Linked DNA regions of Mus musculus: region 2 is linked to region 1. Evidence: chromatin loops called from intact Hi-C (ENCODE). Cell type or tissue: left cerebral cortex. All regions are shown on one strand.

Evidence for each region. Peaks named below come from ENCODE experiments on the same cell type or tissue, not always from the same donor. Only the 100,000 strongest peaks of a DNase experiment are listed, where the experiment ranks them.
Region 2: a loop joins it to region 1, with 18 times the contacts of the local background. A loop is called at or near these places in 41 of 42 quality-filtered maps.

Annotation. Positions count from the first base shown.
Region 1 is chrX:101,127,514-101,135,513 of GRCm38, forward strand. It overlaps a transcript of Snx12 not described here. Among named protein-coding and RNA genes, the nearest start is that of Gm24061, 10 kb to the right of the region's middle. In left cerebral cortex, CTCF peaks have their summits at 3,658 (motif pointing right) and 4,894 (motif pointing right); DNase peaks (open chromatin) are centred at 2,252, 3,684, 4,922 and 5,150; H3K4me3 peaks cover 490 bases; H3K27ac peaks cover 296 bases.
Region 2 is chrX:101,326,715-101,334,714 of GRCm38, forward strand. No RefSeq gene overlaps it. Among named protein-coding and RNA genes, the nearest start is that of Gm31385, 7.4 kb to the right of the region's middle. In left cerebral cortex, a CTCF peak has its summit at 3,152 (motif pointing left); DNase peaks (open chromatin) are centred at 3,105, 5,886 and 6,720; H3K4me3 peaks cover 1,295 bases; H3K27ac peaks cover 1,822 bases.

The DNA.
Region 1 (8,000 bases):
AACCAGTGGTTCTCAACCAATGGGGGGCAACCTCTTTGGAGTAGGACTCTTTTTTTTCCCCATTTTTTGGTTGTTTGGTTGGTTGGGTGGGTGGGTGGGTGGGTGGTTGGGTTTTTTTATTTTTTTATTTTTTAGAGACAGGGTTTCTCTGTATAGCCCTAGCTGTCCTGGAACTCACTCTGTAGACCAGGATGGCCTTGAACTCAGAAATCCACCTGTCTCTGCCTCCCAAGTGCTGGGATTAAAGGTGTACACCATCACTGCTCAGCTATAGTAGGCCTCTTTCATAGGGGTCAAATGGCCTTTTCACGGGGTTCACCTAAGACCTCCAGAAAACACAGATTTTTTTTATATTCATAGTGTTATATTCATAACACTAGAAAAAGCATAGCTATAAAGTAGCAAGAAAAATCACTTTATGATTGGAGAGTGAGCAAAATATTAAAGGTTAGCAGTATTAGAAAAGTTGAGAACCACAGCTCCTAAGCCCTTCCGTCTCCCAATTTCCGCCCATCTCTGAAGTGGTTTGGTGGGGAAGAGTATTTTAGGAATTAGCAGATTAGCAGACTTAGAAGCCATTGAAGATAGACCATGCTCTCATGCTGCTCTAGAACCCACCTCTCATTTCCTTGGTAACAACAGAGAGGGAAGACTCACAATTGTCCCTTCTTAGGATTTAAAATACCATACAAAAAGATAAAGGTGTTGGAGCTTTGTTGAGGCCCATTAAGGGAAAAGCTACTTCCTTCTATTAAAAAAAAATGGATTCTGAGTTGTCTCTGCTCCAAAGACTAGAACATACTATTCCATTGCCTCCTCCCTTAAAGGTTACTCTGGAGAGTTCTGTCAATCACCTAGCCAACAGGAGAACTCATTCACCTGGAGACAAGCTCCGGAAACGGGAGGAATAATTAACCTCCGCAATGATAGTTCCCAGAAGCCCCTCCTTTGATGCTTACAGAGCTTCTGTCATGCAGCATTGCTAAACCACACTGCCTTTCTGAGCTCTAACTAAAAGGAAGCACAACTTTTCATTTTCATTCTTTCTCTCTCTCTTCTGGGTACTGGCCAAAAGCCTAAGAATGCTCTAACATGCTGGATTTCCTGGACCGGAACTCAAAAGATAAAACACTCAGCTTTTTGAAACTCCCTCTACCTGGAAGCTGCCAAGATTTACAGGTTGCCTGATCTGTTGTTTTGCTTTCAAATGTTAGTAAAATGGCCCTTGAGCTTCCTTTTGAGTCCATTTGAAATTATTTAAACAAGATTAAAAACCCACAAAAGGAAACCACAGAACCAGCATGATGGCTCAGTGAGTAAGCGAGCTTGCCACTCATAGAAAGAACTCATATAAAGGTGAGAGTAGAAAACCAACCCCACAAAGTTGTCATCACCTCCATATATGTGACATGCCATGCAGGCAATCACATGCATCAAGCACACAGATGATGATGATAATGATACGAAAGGAAATCCCAGAAGATAGAAGTATTAAGAAACGCCATCTTTAATGCCTGTCCCAGCAATGGAAATCACGAATTCACAGCAGTTATACCTACTACTGGCTCTGGGTCCACACAAGTTGAGCCTTCCTAACAGCCAGCTATGGAAGGGGAAGAGACTCATAAGTCCCTATTTCCTACAGCAGATCTCTTAGCAACTAACAGATTCTGGGAGGGGGGCATAGAATCCAGTACTATATACAGTGGTAAGCCCATCATACTCTGATGGTTAGTTCCAAAGCCTGGGTCACACAAACAGCCCAGTTAAACTCTGTGGGACACAAAACAAAAACTAGGAAATATGGGAAAGAGATTTGTAAGGAAAGAAGAGATGGCAGAGATGGGAAGAAGGCGGGAACAAGTGACTAGAATGCAATATATATATATACATATATATATGGGAAATTATCAAAGAACAAAACTTATTAATAAAAACTAATTTAAAATGGGAACTGAAAATTTCTTGGTGACAGTACTACAACTTGAACCTCGAATTTAAAATCCAACCAAATTATAAATCAAGTTGAGTATGAAAGATTATTTTCTAAAACTTAAAGATACAAGGAACATCTATTCTTTCCGAGTATGTAACTTAAAGATGTACTCTTACAAAACCAGGGTAAATACCAGAAAGGAAAATATCCAGGGAATTAAAAAATGCAGACTTAACTCATATTTCCAGTGAGAAAAACAAAATTTCATGGTGACAGCTGTGAGGCGGGCTTGGAAAGCAACCAGAAAGAATGCAGCCTAAGAATTAAATACATTGGAGTCAGGAATGGCGGGCGGTTCAGGCTCACAAGCACAGCCCTCAGGAGACGGAGGGAAGAAGACTGCCTTGGCTACATAGTGAGTTTCTGGCCAGCCCACAGTCCAGTGAAACCCCCTCTCAAAAACAGATGAAGAAAAAGGAGTGAAATACATATCAACCAATGGATATGCTGAGGAGAACATGAGAAACATATACAAGGCCTAAGACTGAGCTCTTAGAGCAGCAAAAAAAGAGCACGCACACACACACACACACACACACACACACATCTCCAGAAAACATTGATGATTCATCTACAAAAGGCAATCCAAAGCTTCGGTTAAAAAGAAGCAAACAAGCAGAAAGAAGCCTTTAATCCCAGCACCTGAGAGGCAGAGACAGGTGGATGTCTCCAAGTTTGATGCCAGCCTGGTCTACAGACTGAGTTCCAAGACAGCCATGGCTACACAGAGAAACACTGTCTCGAAAAACGAACAACAACAACAACAAAAAAACCCAACCCCCACCCCCCCAAAAAAACCCAAAGCAGACAAACAATATCTCCCTTTCCTCCAGATTAGTTTTTGCAGTAGATGGTGCTTAAGACAGGTCCACAATTGGTCATGCTGCAGAGAACTAGAGGCTGCAAAGTGCTCAGTCCTAATGAGAGACAGTGCCATCACACCTATACCACCACCACCAAAGTTCAGGGATCAAAGCAGAAGCCGGAGCAAGGTGGTGGCTGCACACGCCTTCATTCCTAGCACTCAGGAGGCAGAGGCAGGAGGATCTCAATGGGTTCAAGGCCAGCCTGGTCTACAGAGCCAGTTCAGGGGACGACCAGTACTGTTCCAAGAAACCTTGTCTTGAAAAACAAACAAACATACAAAACAGAAGGCAGGTCAGAAAGACTGTAAGAGTTAGAGACATGCCATGAAATAGTGTTTTCTGGACATAGCAGGCTGGTTGCATACATGCAACTCACTGTGGCTATGACAGCAAGCCAATCAAAATTCCAGCATGGCTAGACAGGGGATTTATAAGGCCTCACCCCTAGCTGAGGAGCTATTGGTAGCTGATGGCTGCTGGGGTAGGGAGAATCAAGTTTTTTTCAAGGATATGGTTTCAGATCATATGAACGGTATATGGGCTCAGGACCTGGTAGAGAGGAGCTGGGAGAACTGGAGGGTGGATTTGGTCACAACAGACGGTAGACATGTATGAAATTCTCAAATAACAAAATGAAGATGAAATGAACGTGAGAGCAAGAGGGAGACTGGTTGCAAGAATAATTCCTGAAACATCAGAAAATAAAAACTATACAGACGTGTCTAAAATATAAAGTGAAATTTCTTCTTTTTCAGTGATATTTTGCCTGCATGTATGAGGGTGTGCTACGTACTTGCAGTACTCACAATGACCAGGAGAGGGCCGTCTGGTTCCCTAGAACTGAGTTACATAGAAATGGGTTACACAGCCATCTCTTCAGAAATGAGCCTGGTTTCCAGCTCCTACTTTTTTGTCGGGGGAGCAAGAGGCTGGAACTTGCTACTGAACGAGAATAGATTTGAACTCACAAAGATCCACCTGCCTCTGCCTCCTGACTACTGGAATTAAAGTCCCACCAGGTCCGGTTCTACTTTATTTTTTTTTTAAGATGGGTTCTTGCTATGCAGCCCAGACTGGCCTAGAACTTGCTATGTAGCTGAGAATGACCTTTAACTTCTGACCCTCCAGCTTCCCACTACTAAGTGTTGAGATTGCAATTATGTGCTATAATGTGCAGGGGTTTGGTTTGGGGGAGAAGTTTTGTTTTTAGTTTTTTTTTTTTTTTGGTTTTTTGTTTTGTTTTGTTTTTTGATATCATGTAGCCTAGGATCGCCTTAAACTCACGGTGTAACTGAAGATAACAAACTTCTGATCCTCCTGCCTCTAACTCACAACTGCTAGGATTATAAGCATGAGCTACTACACATGGCTTTAAATGTGTGCAAAACTTATAATAGTTCAATTAAAATTAATTGATAGGAAGGTTCTGGACAGGTTGTGGTGGTGGCATAATTTTAAAAAAATATTCTCACTCCTGAGTAGCTTAATAAAAACAGAAAACAAGTTAGGCACAGTGGTGCACACCTGTAACCGCAGCACTCCAGAGACAGAGACAGAAGCATCAGGAGTTTGAGGCTAGCCTGGGTTCCATAAAGAGAACCCTATCTGAAACATGTAAGAACCAAAACCTTAAGTCTGCTAGAGAAAACCCCCAAGCCCATGGACAATAAGTGTCACAAAGCTAGGCAAGAAGATTCTTAAATCCAAATATGTGGACGGGTGCAGACTACCAACAGCTGTAAAGCAGTTGTGAAATGAGCCCTGTGTGAAAGGAAGCAATGAGCAGGTGACAAAGCAAAGTGGCTGGTACGGAGGGGTGAGACCTAAGTGTCCCCCAAAACTCCGTGTCCGCAGCAGTGTGGGCCCCACAAGCTCTCCACACTAATCAGCCAGAAGCAAAAGACACTGCCAGAAACAGAATCCAGATTCAGCAATACAGTAAAAAGCAAAAAGGACCATGGGACAGGAGAGCTAGATCCAGGTCTCTGAGAAAGGAAGTCACATTTTGGGGAATTACACAAAAGCAACAGAAGAGGGAGCTAGAAGCCACGAAAATGGAAAACCTACTGGGATCCTAGCCTCCACCCTTCTAACCGTTTTTTTTTGTTTTTTGTTTTCTTTTCTTTTCTTTTTCAAAAAAAGATGCAATGGCAGGAGCCTCTAATTCTGGCACTCAGCAGACCGAGGCAAGCCTGGGCTGCATAAGAAAATCCTGTCTCAAAAGATCAAAATACATAAGCATAAATTCATAAAGTCACGTGCAAATGAGCAATAGCTTTTACTAGAAGCCAGTGAGGACGATTCGCAATGACAATTGACAGCAAAGCGGAAGCACATGCTTATGAGCCATGAACATTATAGCCTGCCATCTCAACGCAAGTTCAAAGTAGACAAAGAAAAGGAGAGAAGATGCAGAAGAAGTCAGGGTCTGAACAACTAAAGCACAGGGTAATGAGGTCCAGGAAAGAATCGAAAATAAGAGAGACTAGAACTAAGCAGTACCCCGGAGCTCTTGTCTCTAGCTGCATATGTATCAAAAGATGGCCTAGTCGGCCATCACTGCAAAGAGAGGCCCATTGGACTTGCAAACTTTATATGCCCCAGTACAGGGGAACGCCAGGGCCAAAAAGGGGGAGTGGGTGGGTAGGGGAGTGGGGGGGGGGTATGGGGGACTTTTGGTATAGCATTGGAAATGCAAATGAGCTAAATACCTAATAAAAAATGGAAAAAAAAAAAGAAATGAGTTCTAAGGCAGAAAGAGCAAATGAACTCAAGATATAAAAGAGAAGATAAGGGGGCTGGTGAGATGGCTCAGTGGGTAAGAGCACCCGACTGCTCTTCCAAAGGTCCAAAGTTCAAATCCCAGCAACCACATGGTGGCTCACAACCACCCGTAATGAGATCTGATGCTCTCTTCTGGTGTATCTGAAGACAACTACAGTGTACTTTCATATAATAAATAAATAAATCTTTAAAAAAAAAAAAAAAAAAAAAGAGAAGATAAGAAGAGGGGACCTGCATAGAACCAAAACGAGAAGAATGAAGTGATAAAAAGGAAAGCAAGCAAAGAATATCTCAGCACTTGAAAAACTGAGACCATGTCTCAAGTCCTACTCCCCACCCCCCGAAAGAGAAAAAAGAAAAATACAGAGAGAAGAAAATAAAAACAAGAAAATAAAACAAAATAAACCATGTATAGAATAACAAATACCATGTTTTGTTTGTGGATCCTACAACCCTTTATGGAGAATACACATGCATATTTATATATATATATTTCTCTGTGTTTGTGTTATGTGTGTGTATGTGTGTCTTTGTGTCTGTGTGTATATGTATAGTCCTTGCACAAGAGCAGGATAGAGACTAGAGGAACAGAGAAAATCAGTGGGAAGGGGAAAAGCAGGGAGTCTAAGAGGAGGAAGCAAAAGCTAGTAAAACACCCATAAAGGTGAGAACAGAGATGGGGTGGTGGCTCATGCTTGCAATTCCAGCACTTGGGAGGCTGAGGCTGAAGGTTCAACACACGTTTGAGGCCAGCCTGGATGATATGGTGAGTTTCAGGACAATCTGAGCAATAAAATAATCATGACTCAAACAAATAAAATTAAAAGGTTAAAAAGGCTACAAGAAAGCTTCCCTGAGGGCTGGTGAGATGGCCCAGCAGTTAAGAGCACTGACTGCTCTTCCGGAGGTCATGAGTTCAAATCCCAGCAACTACAAGGTGGCTCACATAGATCTGTAATCTATGGGCCAGAGCAAAAGGCAAAAGGGAAAAGGGAAGGGGGGGGTTGGAGAGAAAGCTTTTCTGAAATAACTTGGAACAACAACTTAAAACAACATATTTTAAAAGCAGCTATAAAGAAATGACCAATACTGATATAAAGCAAAAGTATTCCACTTCGTTTTTATTTTATTGTATTTTTTTTTGGTTTTTGAGACAGGGTTTCTCTGTGTAGTCCTGGCTGTCCTGGAACTCGGTCTGTAACCCAGGCAGGCCTAGAACTCATAGAGACTCCCCTGCCCCTGCCTAAAGTATTAGATTTTTAGTACGAGATTTCCTACTGGTGGAGGGGAACACATGAAAGACAAACATCCAGTTACCAGATGTGTTGACAATGATATTTTATACTGGAAGAAACACTCTGGCTACAAATAAAAATTATTACTTTTTAAAAACCTCTGTGTCGGGCTGGAGAGGTGGCTCAGCGGTTAAGAGAGCTGACTGCTCTTCTGAAGGTCCTGAGTTCAAATCCCACAACCACATGGTCCTGAGTTCAAATCCCAGCAAAACAGCATTTTCATGAGATATAGGGAAAAAAAACAACATAACCCAAGCAGTCAAATTTCTGACTTGGATTCTCAGGATCTGTTGGTAGTTAATGGTTGCTTCTGTGATGTCATTCATAATAAAGTAAATAACCACACCCATGCTAACACAAGCAACCCCAATTAACCTCAGTGGGTCACAAACACTAAACAAAAGTCATGAACATAGAGGGGAACTCAACGGTTAGAAGAAAGGGTTCAGTGGGAAGGGGTGGGAGGGATAACGGGGGATGAAAATGACCCAATACATTACATACATGCTTGAAATTATCAAAGAATACAGAAAATGACTGACTGTGGTTGTTGGGATTTGAACTCAGGACCTTCAGAAAAGCAGTCAGCTCTCTTAACCACTGAGCCATCTCTCCAGCCCGACACAGAGGTTTTTAAAAAGTAACAATTTTTATTTGTAGCCAGAGTGTTATGAGCTGAATTGCATCCTCTCACCAAACAAAAGTTCCCATGTTGAAGACCTAGGCCCTGGTACTTGAGAATGGGTGACTATCTGAAGGCAAAGCCCTTCCCTCTGACTGCAGTCCCTAAGAGGCAGTCAGCAGCAGGTGAAGCTCGGTCCTGCAGCACTAGACAGGCATTTGCTCAGTCAAAGGCTACATTCCCAGTATTGTCAAAACAAATTTTAAAAGAGGTGATTTGTTCACATAAAGACACCAAAGGCATGTCATGGCAGCATACAGTTGAAATTTCAAGGCTAGCCTGAGCTACACAACAATGTCCAGTCTCTAACAATAAATAGTCAAAAGATAGCAGGGGAAAGGCTGTGTCGTGAATGACCAAGGCAGCCTCTGTCAACC
Region 2 (8,000 bases), 200 kb after region 1:
CACAGTGCTTCCCCAGCCCTCTCACGTCTGCATTCTCTTTTGTTCCAGGTTGCGAATGCCTTTGTAATGTCCAGGTCCTAGCTCAGAACAATCCTCCACACTGGCCTACTATGCACAACAGAAGGCAGAGCTCCCTCCTCACCCTCAGCCCTTGTAGAGCTCAACTGATTAGCGTTTGAGGAGCTAATGCCCAGAACTAGTGAGCACAGAGTTACCTCCAACCCTTGAAAGCATGCATGAAGATGAATGGGAAATCATGTCTCTCTCCCGAGGGTTGAAGCGTCTGCATTTGATGAACTGGGTTCTGAAGATGTATATTTCATTTCATGGCAGCCCTTTGGGAGCTTTCTGACAGCATGGCATTGTGAGTGAGTGAGTGTGTGTGTGTGTGTGTGTGTGTGTGTGTGTGTGTGTGTGTGTTACTGGGGCTTGAACCTTGAATGCTAAGCAAGGGCATTCTACCTCTGAGGTACATCCCTTAGCCACCAATACCTCATCCAAGTCATTAGTTCTATGACGGGGCAGAGGTGCAGATGACTCAGTTGAGCACGGCTCTGAACAGAAAACCCAAGTTCAGTTCTCAGCACCCACATCAGCTGGCTCACAACTGCATACACAGACTCTCACACACAAATAAAACTAAAATAAAACTTTAAAAGGGGGTAGGGGCTAGAAATGTGGCTCATCAATTAAGAGCACTGGCTTCTCCAGAAGACCCAGGTCCAGAACCCAGTACCCACGTGACAGCTCGTGCTCGTCTGTAACTCTAGATACAGGGGACCTGATGACATAACAGAAGCGCACAGACCTACATGCACATAAAAAGAAAATAAATAAATGTTAATTAAAAATAAACAAAATTGGGATGGTGAGATGGCTCAGTGGGTAAGAGCACCCGACTGCTCTTCTGAAGGTCAGGAGTTCAAATCCCAGCAACCACATGGTGGCTCACAACCATCCGTAATGAGATCTGACTCCCTCTTCTGGTGTGTCTGAAGACAACTACAGTGTACTTACATATAATAAATAAATAAATCTTTAAAAAAAAAAGTTTAAAAAAAAATAAACAAAATTATCGGCACAACCAGCACATGGTGGCTCATGCTTCTAAACCTAGTACTTGGGAGGCTGAGGCAGGAAAGTCTTGAGTTCAAGGTCAGCATGGGTTACACAGTGAGATAAGATGCTACCCCCATCCCCAAATTAGATAATTTGATGATCCATTGACTACTTGTCCAGGCTGACTAGTTATAAATGCACATTCTTGCCTGCTTTACCCCATATCTTCCCCTTCATATGCACATCGATCATTTTAAATCAAAATAGGATTTCACTGAAGCACTCTTTGGAAATGGGGGCTCTCTGGATGAGCCCTCATGGTTTCAGACTCTAGGAAGGAGTTTCCAGACAAGAATGTAGACAGACAGTTGGAAGAACTAGAAAGGGGGTTAGAAAACCTGCCTTCAGTTCCACCTCTGCCTCCTCCCAGTTGTCTAACCCTGGACAAGTTGCTTAACCTGTCTGTTTGCTCATCTGTAAACTAGAGAAGATAAGACCTACCTCACAGGGCTGTCATGAGACTTAAATGAGAATGTATGTGGATGTGCTTGGTAAAGTGTAAGCACTATGCAAATATAACACTTTGTTCTGCTGATTCTGAGGATACCAGGGCCCAACTGTTTTCATATTAAAAAAAAAAAAAAAAAGACCTGGTCCTTGCCCTTGCTCATGCATGATTTTGTCGAGCAGATTCACTCATGAAATCATAAAGTACAAGAACAAGACACAGGGCATTCGTGTCACAGTCACTAAGAACAGGGAGGGAGGGTCCACCTAGGTGTTGTGACACATACCTGTAATCCCAGAGCTCAGGAAGTAAAGACTGGAGAATCCTGAGTTCAAGCCCAGTCTGGGCTACATGTCTTAGAACAAACAAAAATCAAAACAAGAAAGAACCCCTCCCCCCCCAAAAAAAATGTGTGGAGAGTCCATTAGACTCAGGGACAGCCCACCCCCCCAAAAAAAAATGGTTCCAGGCATAGAACTGTAGGAGTCAGAAATGTGACCACAGCGCTGGGAGCAGTTATGCCTGACAGGAAGGGGCAGTGGAGTGGGTCAGTCACATCCCAGTGATTTTAGACTGTGCCGCTCTCAGCATGCCCACGATGCGAGCCTTCTGCATTTCACTAGATGGGAAGGCAGAATCTGAGCAGAAGCTAGTTTGAGAACCTAGTTCTCATGTGTGAGTTTCTCTGACTGACTTCCTTGAAGGAAAAAAAAAACACTCTTCTAGGGGGTGAAGGCATCTATAAACACAACTAAAAGAACACCTTTGTTCTTTTTAAGAAATATTTTTAATTACTATTTTATTTGTGTCTCCATATGTGTACATCACTTTCCTGTGTGGTGGAACTGGAGTTACAGACCATGTGGTTGTTGGGAATGGAGCCCAGGTCTTCTGGAAGAGCACTCAATGCTCCTAACTGTTGAGCTACAATCTCCACCCTCCTTCTTTTTGCTTAAAAAATAAATCTGCTTTGACTTTGAATGAGAAATAACTGCCTTTTAAATTTTATTTATTTTTAATTTTTTCACACTCCAATTGTTACCGGACTCCCTGTCTGCCCTCCCACAGTTCCTCGTCCCATCTCCCCCACCCCTCTAAGAGAATGTCGTCCCCTCCCCAGCACCCCCACCCCCACCCCCACCCGCCCGCCCCTCCAGGCCTCTCCACTCCCTGGGGCCTCAAGTCTCTCAAGGGTTAGTCACATCCTTTCTGACTGAGGCCAAACCAGGCAGTTCTCAGCTGTATATGTGTCAGGGGCCTCAGAGCAGCTCGTGTATGCTGCCTGGTTCTCCAAGCCTTCTTTATCTGCAGCTGAGAAACACGTTTCTGGAAGGAGCAGGGACTATGACTGTATTTCAGGGAGCCTGATCAGCGTTCCAACAGTTGGACACAGAGATGGGTGAGAGATGAAGCTTCAGCTGGAAGTGGCTCCCTGAAGGATGATTGTCCATCACACCTGAAAAGGCTTCTTATTCTCCAGTTCCATGTAGGGAGCAAGGCGTAGGAAAATAGTTCAAGGGCTCTCAAGGTCCATTTTCCAAATGGCTTTTTCAGAACTACTGTTGGGATCTACTGCCACCTGGTGTCCAAGATAGGATAGAGCAGGCCCCTTTCCTGCCTTTCCAGCACTCAGCCTAGCTTTGTTCCCTAATGGGTCGCCAAGACAGATGCTGTTTGGGATATGTGGAAAGCAAAAGAAAGAGCGAGGGCAAGTACTGCTTTGAGTGTCGCAGATGCTCTTTTCTATGTTGTCAGGATTTCCATTTCTCCAGAGTGCCTCTGGGAATGTATCTTTTTCTGGAGCACTACAGGATTGGGTTTGCCACACCCTCTTCAAACTCTCCACTTATGCACTCTCTCATATGATGACTTGAGTGTCTGTAAATCTCTAAGCCAGACCCAGGAAATTGCCCGTAACCTTTACAGTGAGCAAAAGAGTCTGCTTTTCCATGAACTCAGGCTTAAGTGATGTTTTCCTCCTAAATGGCCTAGAGTTATACTTAGGATTCCTGTAGCCCCACTAAAAGGCTGAGAGATAAGCAGATGTTCCAGAAAAGTCCATTCCACAATGTGTTGTGAAACTAAACCTGGAGAAATTAGAGCCCAACTGCAGTCCCGGATACCCAAGAGGCTGAGGCAGGAAGATCACAAACTCAAGACCAGCTTGGATAACAAAGAAAGATCCTGTCTCAAATTTAAAACAAAAGCCACTGACTGTTCTGGTGAATCCTCACAGTGTGATAATAGAGAACACACAGGAGTAATAGCTTGAATGGCAATGACCGAGTTGAGCATTGCAAGACTGAGTTAAGGAAGATGGTACTCTTTCCACCACAGTCTCCAATCCTAGGGATTCTTCAACCTTGTTTCTGTCATAACCCATCCCAGGCTTAGACTTGAAGGCTCTTCTGTTTGTTTATAAATTCTGGAACAGCTCTCAGTTTATACTCTAAACTAAAGAAGGCAGTTCTCAACCTTCCAAAAGCTGCAACTCTTTAATGCAGTTCCTCATATTATGGTGACCCTCAACCACAGACTTATTTTTGTTACTATTTCATAGCTGTAATTTTGCTACTGAATTGTAATGTAAATATCTGCGTTTTCTGATGGTCTTAGGCAACCTCTGTGAAATGGCTGTTTGATCCCACAAAGGGGTCAAGACCCACAGGTTAAGGACTGCAGATATTGATGAGATTATTGATGGAGAGGGTACATAATTGCAGAGGGAAATGAAAATAGCAGAAAGAACAAAAAAGAGAGAGAGAGAGAGCCATCTTTACGGTGTTTTGATTCCTAGAAAGCTGCTTTTTTATTTGCATAGGCTCCAACTCTTCCCTGGTTCCCACAAAACGGGGGTCCATGAGTAAAGGCCCTTTAACCATACTCGCCAAGATGTGGACAAGTCCCTTTTTATCTTTCAGTTAAGATACTTTTCAAGCCTGGTGTGGTGGCACATACCTTAAATCCCATCACTCAGGAGGCTGAGACAGGCTGCTCTCTGTGAGAGGCCAACCTGGTTTACAAAGTGAATTCCAGGACATTGAGAGCTGTGCAATAAAGAAAACCATGTCTCAAAAAATGTTTCTTTTGGTTTTTCAAGACAGGCTTTCTCTGTGTAGCCCTAGCTGTCCTAGAACCCTCTGTAGACCATGCTGGCTTGGAACTCAAGAGATCCACCTGCTTCTGCCCCCACCCCTCAGTACTGGGATTAAAGGCGTACGCAGGCGCAGCTCAAAAAGACCCCCCCTTCCCTTTTGAGATAGGGTATCTCCATATTGCCCAGGGTTTCCTGGAAATATGTGGACCAGACTAGCCTCAAACTCACCAAGATCCTCCTGCCTCAGCTTCCTGAGTGCCGAGATTAAAGGTATGGGCTACCAAGCTTGGCAAGGGAACAAGAAAACTTCCCAAGTAATGTTTGTGGGTCACCTCATAAACAACAACACATTTTACACAGATTGACATATTTTATCTTGTAAATTGTAAAGTTTTAAGATTTCTGATCCTGAATTTACATTGAACCTATTCAAGGAACTTAATCAAATCAACTTTTCCAAACTAGAGAGGGCTCAGGCATTGGACCTCACTCACTACCTGGAGCTAAGCCTGGCATGGACCTTTAGGGATTAAGAGTGGTGGGCAGTGAGCAGGGTGTGGTGGCGCACGCCTTTGATCCCAGCACTTGGGAGGCAGAGGCAGGAGAATTTCTGAGTTCGAGGCCAGCCTGGTCTACAGAGTGAGTTCCAGGACAGCCAGGGCTACACGGAGAAACATTGTCTCGAAAAACCAAAAAAAAAAAGGTGGTGGGCAGAATCGGCCTCCCTTCCTGGTCTCCCAAGCCTGTCAAGACCCGGGTGGGTGCTTTTATTTTGTCAAGTGCTGCCCTCCTGTAGTTCCTCCAACCACTCTAGCCCAGGCTTCGTCCACCCCTTTTCAGGCTTGCAGAGGGGGAAAAAAGCCCAGGGAAGACCCCGCCCTTTCCCAGAGCTGTACGATGTGTTTAGAATATGGCTGATAACTAAGACAAATGTGCTTGCGAACTGGAAAAAAAACAACTTGGAATCCTGACAGCTTTCTGAAAATCCGGCCCCATGATGGCCGTCCCTACTCTTTCTTAGCTAGTCTTTCGTTTTAGTGCTCAAAAGTGGCCATGTGACCTTGACGGCAAACGCCATCTTCCTGCCAGGGGGCCCTGCGCGCGTCCGTAGCCTTGGCCGCCGCCAGCGCCCAAGCTTTTCGGATCTCAGCAGCTTTAGACCGCCTCCCAAGACCCCTTTTCCGGTCTGCGAGGCCTGAGAGACTCTCAGATCATTGGTGGAGAAAGTATGATTGACACCATCCCTGTCTAATGACTGGCTACCTCTTTTCCCGGCTCTGATGACTAGTTCCGCTTCCTTTCCCCGAGTCTTTTTGATGACTCATCCCTCTGTCTGCGCTGCGCAAAGTGGCCTTTCCCGGCCCCGCCCCTGCTGCCCGCCACCCTCCGCCCCCGCCAAAGAGAAGGAGCTTCGGGAATTTTATCTGAAGGCGCGCGCGCGCCCGCGCGCCCCCCTTCTCCGCCCCGCCCCCCGCCGCCGCCGCCAGCGTGCGCGCGTGCGTGTGTGTGTGCGTGTGCCTGTATGTGTGTGTGTGTGTGTGTGTGCCTATGTGTGTGTGTGTGCCTATGTGTGTGTGTGTGTGTGTGTGTACTTGAAGCTAAAACACTTATTTCCGCACAGGAAGGAGTCTCATTTCCATATAAGGAGCTTAACCCCTCACTGTCCTTTGAGGTTTCTGTCTTACTTGTTGGAGGCCGGGGAAGGAAAAATGATTGGGAGGGGGACTGCCTCGGCTTCCACTTCAGCCCCAGATCACAGGGGGCTGCCTTTGCTCCAGCTGCCAGCCACTCTGAGGGAGGAGCCTGGAAAGGTGGAGTTAGGTGGAGGCTTTCGGATCATTCTGTAGGTCTCTGGGGACATACGTGTCAATCATATAGGACAACCTTAACAAAGATTGTAATCCTAAAGAGGAATCCAGCCTTCGGTAGATAATGGAGAAAACAGAGAGCCCAGGCAGAGCGAAGAAGCTGCTGGATTCAGATGAAAGGATGGATGTCTACCTGAGCCAGGGGCCCTATGTCATCCATGCTCCTGCGTGCCCTTACAGCATGTTTTCCCCGACTGGGTTAAATGAAGCCAGAAGCTGTGTAAAGGGAGCTGGCTACACTTGTCTCCTTTAGGCTGCTTCCTGTAGTCTCGTTTTGCTTCTTCATGCTCAGACATCACTTCTCCGCCAAGTTTCTTATCCCACAGGTAAAGCTGCCTGAAAGTAGCAGTGTAGCCTAGGGTTTCATAGGCTCTGTGTGCAGTAAACACCCATAAGCCTGAGTATTGCATCAAAGAATGGAGATTTCCGAACCACATACACTGAGGTGTGGTGGTTAGGAGGGGGCTGAGTTTTTATCTTCCATCTCTAGTTCTCCCTGTAGAGGTCCCCTGGCTGAATCCCACCCACCGTTCATTTGCATTGTCCAGGCTCGACCCTCTACCTTCTGCATGGAATAGCCAAGGAACAGGAAAGAGGCAACATGTGTTTTGCCCATGCTGGGGTAAAGGGTCAGTGCAGACACAAATCCTCCTTGGCTTTTGTTTCCGATTTTGACCATTTCAAGAATCAGCACACGAATGGTGGAAATTTAGACTTTTCCCATTGCGCTGATAGGCTGTGTGATCCTCTGCCGGGATGCTGGGCTGTGGTATAATCCCCCTGGCAACTGGAATATTCTACTAGGAGACGTGTACCCTTGCCTAATGCTATCAACTGCTTCCAGTTTCTCCTCTTTATTATAAAGCGTTTCTCCACTCACTGCCTTGCCTTTGTTAATTTACCCACGGTACCTGCTCTGATGGTCAAAGACAACCAGGGCTGAGTGACACTGAAGATGTAGAAGGTTAACACATGATGGATAAGAGAATGGGGAGCAGGCAAGTGTGAAAAACAGGCAGTCACAATGTTTTATACTGTCCACATATCTGGGAGTAGCGCTAGTGGGGAGGGGCGGTAATCACAGTAAGTATAATGATTGTGGTACTTGTCAGTCTTAGATGTTTCTAGGCAGATTGGGAACTGCAAGGCCATTGGCTTTCAACTGTAAGAATTCCTAGAGGATGTTGCATTTGTTTTAAATATTTACTAATTTGTGTGTATGCTCACATGCATGCGTGTGTGTATGTGTGTGTGTGTGCGTGCATGCATGCCATTGCACAGATGTGGAGGTCAGAGGACACCTTTAGAGAGTTCGAGTTCTTTCCTTTTACCATGAGTCTCTAAGGGAAAGAACGAAAGTTGTCAGGCTTGGTGAAAAGTGCCTTTAGATACTGAGCCTACTTGTTTTCCAAGATGTGATATTTAAGAAATAGCCCAACAGAAGCTGGAAGGTGGGTTGTTAATTAAA